2 separate regions of the Homo sapiens genome follow, and region 1 is linked to region 2. Evidence: chromatin contacts called from ENCODE Hi-C or POLR2A ChIA-PET data. All regions are on one chromosome and are shown on one strand. The core of a region is the stretch at or near the end of the contact, and the rest is flanking DNA. Distances in the headings are between cores, read along the strand shown.

The links. A loop is a pair of places that touch in the nucleus more often than their neighbours do. ChIA-PET counts read pairs that join two places held with the same protein, here RNA polymerase II (POLR2A). Pooled maps may share reads with other maps.
Region 1: a map of PC-9 shows a loop between it and region 2 (5-fold over the local background). The contact joins two enhancer-like sites. A Hi-C loop is called at or near these places in 5 of 168 maps with a recorded cell type or tissue (IMR-90, PC-9, ascending aorta and 2 more), 1 of 37 single-sample maps with no recorded cell type and 3 of 50 pooled maps. POLR2A ChIA-PET finds 5 or more read pairs at or near these places in 11 of 52 experiments (AG04449, AG04450, CD4-positive, alpha-beta T cell and 8 more).

The regions. Positions count from the first base shown.
Region 1 is chr11:75,497,950-75,501,276 of GRCh38, forward strand. All of the region lies in intron 1 of GDPD5 (glycerophosphodiester phosphodiesterase domain containing 5), which reads right to left. Among named protein-coding and RNA genes, the nearest start is that of GDPD5, 26 kb to the right of the region's middle. Within about 2 kb of position 1,607, at least 7 of the 41 ENCODE cell types and tissues checked have a DNase peak (open chromatin) inside an H3K27ac peak, as active enhancers do.
Region 2 is chr11:75,464,779-75,467,709 of GRCh38, forward strand. The region is part of intron 3 of GDPD5 (glycerophosphodiester phosphodiesterase domain containing 5); the gene reads right to left. Among named protein-coding and RNA genes, the nearest start is that of KLHL35, 33 kb to the left of the region's middle. RefSeq lists enhancers at 1,372-2,044, 2,313-2,931. Within about 2 kb of position 1,656, at least 3 of the 41 ENCODE cell types and tissues checked have a DNase peak (open chromatin) inside an H3K27ac peak, as active enhancers do.

The sequences.
Region 1 (3,327 bases), core at 357-2,856, 33 kb after region 2:
GATTTTAGTTGAGCACATACAAAATGGGTTACAAACATAGGGCACTGAGGCTCAGAGACAGGAGGTGACTTGGCCAAGGTCACACAGCAGGTGACAGAGTGTGGACTAGCACCCAGGCCTGTCATGGTCTGTTGTGGGGGGCTGGTGGAGGGGGGGCTGACTCCCAGAGGCCTGAGTGGGGAGGCCAGATCATGGGTAACATCTCTTGTGATGTCACAGGGGACAGGAGAGAGTTAAGGGTGGATCCCATGAGGGCTAACCCAGGCTGACATCACCAGTGAAAGTGAGAGTCACATAGTCAGAGTCTTAGGATTTAGTCAGTACAGCCAGGAAGGGCAACCTGTTTATTTGTTCCTGGAATGTGTTGACCAACGCAAGTTCCCCCAAGTGATCCCTGAGCACCGTCTATGGAAACACAGAGTGGGTGGGCTAGGAAGAAAAGCCAAATTCAACTCAGGTGGGGATGGGCCACAGTGGCTTTGATGTCCTCTATGGGCATTTGGTGCCTCCATGGCCTTGAACTAACCTCTGCCCTTAAGCCTTGTCCCACCTCCTACTCGTCACTGATGCCCTCCGGGCTGGGTGGGTGGGCTGGGAGGGAGAACTACAGCAGGTTACCAGGGCCTCTAGGGCTGGGAGGGACCTGGACTGGTTGGAGAGATTGCCCAAAGCCAAGTCATCTGGGAGAACAATGGGGGCGGGAGCTCTGTGGGATTTTGCCTCTAGAAGCTGACAGAGAAAGACCTGGGGCTAGAGAAGCAGTGGAGCACAGTGGGGCTCTCAGAAGGCACTGCCCCTTGCTGACCACACAGCCTGGGATTCCCCCTTCTGCACACCCCTTTCTCACAGCTGTCACTTGCTGGTGCCAGGTCCTGGGCAATCAGCACCTTACATGAGTCTGTTGACTCAGGAGGGAGAGGTATGAATTCTCCAGCATCTTTGCCCCTGGAGGGTCAGCCCTAGGGTATGACTTACAGTGTCCCTCTGGAAGACAAAGCCAAAGTTCCTTCTATGGAGCTTGGCTGGAAATAGCCTCTTGCTTCTCCTCCTTCTCTTTCTGCTTCTACGTTTCCTATTCCCTTAGCAGGTTTCCCTCAGCAGGGAAGCTTCCTAATGAGTCACTGTCACACGAATCCTTGTCTCAGGGTCTGCTTCTAGGTCTGCTTCAGGTGTCTCAGGTGGGTGCCATCAATGCTTCCATTTCAGAGATGAGGAAACTGAAGCTCAGATCTTTCCTGTGAAAGATCCCCATCTTGCAAGCAGCAGAACATGCACTTGAATTGACGTCTGCCAGGTGCAAAGCCAAGCACTGACCCCTCCCCTCAGGTCCCACCCCTTTGTCCACAGCCATCATCATCTGAGCTGGTTTATACCCCCAAATGCCACTGTCCCTTCCTGGACATCTGGTCATCTAGGCTAACTTTCCTTCTTTCTTCTTCTTTTCCTTTTTTTTTTTTTTTTTTTTTTTAACTGGAAGGAAAGGAGAAGAATGTGCAGATGATCCAAGGGGGATGACTAAGTCTTCAAATTCCTCTGGTTGGCTCAGACCCTGTTTTGGTCAATCCTTGTGAATCAGGGCGGGTCTGACATTCTGGGAATGCAAGGAGACTTCAAATCATCTTCATGAAAACAAGTTGTAAAAATACTGACCGCCACTCCAAGTGGCCAGCTGATAGGCTTGGCTCCATGGAGCAGGGTTGAACAAGTTCACCAGAAGGGAACACACAGCGGGAAAGACTTAGGCTAGACCCAAAGGAAGAACTTCCCTGTAATTGAGAGCTGGGCCCAGAGATGGGGTTGGGTGTGGCCTCTTTGGAAGCAGGCCATCCACGTCCTGACCTTCCTAGGCCTTTCTTGTTTGCAGTGTCTACGAAACAGCTTTGGTGAGCACTGAAGATGCAAAAACCACCAGAGGCCAACCCCGCCCAGCCCTGAGCTTCAACTCCTGACCTGAACCTGGTTTACGAGGATGCTCTGAGCTAGTGGAGCTTCTGCCTCCTGGGATCCTCCCCACACCCCAGGGTGGCTGCTACCACCATACCCTGCAGATATGAAGACTGGCAGAGGTCAGGGCAAGACTGAAGGCTGCCTGCCCAGCACTGCACCTCCTTCACCCTCAGCCCTCCACAGCCATTCCTCCAGAAAGCACCACCCCCTCCAGGCACCCTCCCTGCCCCTGGCAGAGGACTAGGCGGGTGTCTACAGATGACCACTTCACCCTCCCTCCTCCCTCTGGCCTCTCCTCTCTCCTCTTCTGGCTCCTTCCAATCAGCAGTGAGCAGGCCTGGGGCTCATGCAGTTCATCCCCTGCACCCCTTCCCAGCTCTCCTCCCTTTCTCTCCTCCCTTCTCATCCAAACTTCTGAGAGTTGTCTGCACCCATATCTCCACTTCGTCCCACCCACTGCAAAACCCATTACCCTCTGCTGCCACCAAGTTCAACAATGGCTTCTGTGTGGGTAAATCCATGGGGCACTTCTCCATCCTCAGCCACTGATTGCCTGGTTGTTTGTCCCCCTTTCTGGCCCCACCTCACCAGCCCCTTCGCTGGATCCTCTCTGCCCAGGCCTGAATGCTGCTGCTCTCAATCCTAAGCCCCCTTTCCCTCCCTTGCCCATCACATCCTTCTTGGCAGTATCATCCACCCCACGGTTTCAACCACCCATCTCTGGCTGGACCAAGTTCAAGACTCAAGTATCCTGCAACCCTCTGGTCATCTGCACCTGGACATCCCACAGGAAGCTCATACCCACAGTGGCCAAATGGGAACTCCTCTTCCTTTCCACGCATTTCAAGACACCTCCATTCCCTCCAACCTCCAGGCCTGGAAGATGAGAATCACCCTCCCCATCTCCCTTTTCTTCAAACCCGCCAGTGCCATCTGACGCCAAGCCCAGCTCTGTTCTCTATCTCCTTCCTCTCATCCCCCAAACAGCTCTGTAGTCACCACTCAAACTCCTCCTGTAGGAAGCCCTCCCTGACTCTCCAGCAGGCCTGGGCATGCCTTCACCTGTTTTCTTGTGCCCTGTACAGCCATCCATTCAGCAGCCACGCTAGTGTCCAACTGCATAGCTGACTGCCTGGGCTGGCTCTGGAAGGTAGGGGCAGGGTCTGATCTGACCCTGGGTCCCCAACACCGAGGCCAAGTGCAGCATGAGGGGTCCCAAAGAGGTTTCTCAAATCTGGGAACTTGTATTTCTGCTGAGTTTGCCACATTGGTGAGGTCTGGATCTTCCCTCAGACCACAGGCCCCCAGGGGCAAGGGCTATACCCTGGCTCGGCCCCTCCTCGCACTTAGCCCCTTTCAGAGCACCCTAACCTGACTGCC
Region 2 (2,931 bases), core at 406-2,905:
GCAAAGCCCAGCCTTGGTCAGGAATAGGGAAACCCTGGCTAGGAGCAGGGCAGGACATGTGCCCTTCTAGAGCAATCGAACCCTAGGAGCTGCCACCCAGAGAATGGCTGAGTCCCTAGACTCAGTCCTGCCTCCCATGGAGGCAGTCTGGGTCTGCACATGACCGTCTCTCCACCACCCTCCAGCCAGCACCCCAGGACTAGTCCTTCTCAGAATCCGTCTTGCCACCTCAAATTCTTATTTGCTCATAACAGCCTTCATTCCCTGCAGAGTGCAGCTGGTGAGTCCCAGGCCAGCTTAAACATCTGAGTCTCCCAAAGGGTGAACCATGTCTTTAGACTGACACCCATCTGGTCACGTCATACCCCAGCTTGAGAGTCCCACTGGCAAGAGCTTCTCAGTAGATGTCAGGGCCCACTCTGTCTGGCCCAGGCCAGCTCTGTGCTTTATGCCCCATGCACAGAATTACATACGGTTCCCCAAACAGGCTCTTCAGACCCCAAGCCTTCACACAGCTGGAGCCTCCATCTAGAAAGCAACCTTTCTCTGCTCCATGAGGCAAACTACTCCTTCCAGAGTGCCTCCTCCCTGAAGACTCCCCTGTCTCACAGGGTGAATCCCATCTCCTCAGAGCTCCGTAACCCATGCAGCCATCTCACCTATGGCTCAGACCCCACAGTTCTAGAACTGTCTCTATACATGTCGGTCTCCCTGCTATACATAAATGCCTTGAGATCTGGGCAGTTTTCGTGTTCCAGATGGCACAGGAACTTGAAAAGATTTGATAATGAAATGATAGGTGAGGAAACACCCTTTCTCCTACCCTGGCATGAGTACACCCACCCAGGAGAGATTCCCCTGAGGCTTAACACCCAGTTCCCACAAAAAAGTACCTAGTCTTCTATAGAGCCCACGCTGGCAGTGTTAGATGGCTGTCTGTCCACAGAGACCACTTTGCCTCCTCAGGGGCAAGGCCTGTGTGCCTCTGACCAGCAGAGAAGGTTCTGAGAGGGACCTAGGCGAGGGGTGAGCCTCGGCCTAGGATGGGTCTGGTCCCAGGCAAGTAGCCTGGAGGCGGGAAGGTAAAGCACCTCCTGTAGGCGCTGGGAAGACGACCTGTGACCGGGGTGATGCAGGGCCCAGGGGCAAGGCTGACAGGGGGCCAGGAAGACCACAGGGGCCGGGAGGGCCCATGGCAGCCAGGGTCCTATGCCCTAAAGGCCATTGTCCTCAAGTGTCCAGATCCTTACAGTGGAGCAAGGCAGGGCAGGAATGAGGGGCTGCACCTCCCACTCCTGGGAACCAGCCAAGACCAGAGCTGGTGGTGGTTGGGGGTGAGGCATCCAGGCATGGAAGGAATGCAGGCAGGGCCTAAGCAACAAGGAGCCAGGAACCCCATGATCAGAACTAGTGCATGAGCTGGGGTTGGGGCAACCTAGGGATTAAAGCCCTGGGAGCTGAAGCCGGAGGCCACAGTGAGCCTGTAGATGGGGATGAAGAGGCCCCAGCACAGAGGGAGGCAGGCAGCGGGGGTCACTCTAAGAACAATCAGAGGAAAACACTGAATGGCAGGGACTGGAAGGAAGGGAAGGGGAAGGTGAGGAAGTAGCCAGAGGAAGTGGCCTGGGGAGCAGCTCCACTGATAAAGAGGCCCCAATAGCACTAATGGTCCTTGTCAGGGCACATTACAGCAGAGAGAGGCCTGCCCGCTCCACCCATTAGCAAGCCAATCTGGCCCTGCTCCCAGAGACGTGGAGCAGTGATCGCTGCCTCAATGCCCCGGCCACGGCCCTCCTTCATCTCTCACAGTCTGCATAACACTAGGGGTTGTTTATTTAGGGGTATCTACCCCCATTGCACAGAAGCTCAGAGAAGGGCCACCACATATGGCTGAGCAAGTTGTGCACTGCCCCCTAAGAAGTGCCACTCACATCATGGTGACCATCAATGTGCATATTATGACGATTTGCTGGCACATGGCGGGCGGGTGTGTCCTAGAAAATGGGTGCTTTTTGCTAATTTGCATAAAGGCTCAACACGGGTGAGTGGAGGGGAGTCAGAGGGGTCAGCAGGTAGGGGAGGAGTGGGGATAAGATTTGAACCCAGGCATACTGACTGGACTCTGCAGGCCCCCTTGGGAGGCAGCCTGAACAGCTCCCCTCAAAACCCACCTTGCCCTCTGGGACCCAGTATGGCGATCCCAGGCCCAGCCTAGTTCCCTGGATTTCTCTCCTCCAACTCTCTGACCCCTAGGCCAGACCTGATGCTCCTTCAGGAAGCCTTTCCATCCCTCCAGGGCTCAAAAGGTCTCCCCTCCCTGACCATCCTGCACAGACTCTTGGCACCCACCACTGTGACCCTCAATCAAATTGTAATTGTGGAGATGGAAAGAGCACGGGCTCTAAAGAGCTGGCTCTGCCACTCAGCACGTCACTTGGCCCCTCTGAGCCTCGGTCTCCTCGTTGTAAATGGGAATAACAGCCCTTCCCTCGGAGGGAGGCTGTTAAATGAGCTGAAGGGCTTCAAGTGGCACACAGTGGGCGCATAATGAGGGTGGCTCACTGGGCTGCGAGCTCCCTCAGGGCAGGGATGGCCTGAGCTGTCTCTATGTCTCCTGGGCCCAGCATCACGCCGGGCACAAGGTGGTGGTCACCTATGGCGTGAGGGATAGAAGGAGGTATGGATGTGAGACAGGGCAACAGAGGGGTGCTCAGGGCCACCAGTGGGCAGGGCCATCGTGCAAGCCCCAGACTTACCCTCAGGGAGCAGGAGAAAAGCTGAGTGGGCTGGGGCTGAGGGAGCAGCTGGCTCCTGGGGTAGGCACCAGGAGGAGTGTGCTGGAGACTGCCTAAGGAGGGACCAGACAGGGCGAGCAGCTGGGGCAGGAGTGGCCCCTGGCTGTGGATGGGGTAGGATGCTGATTCCTGCCCG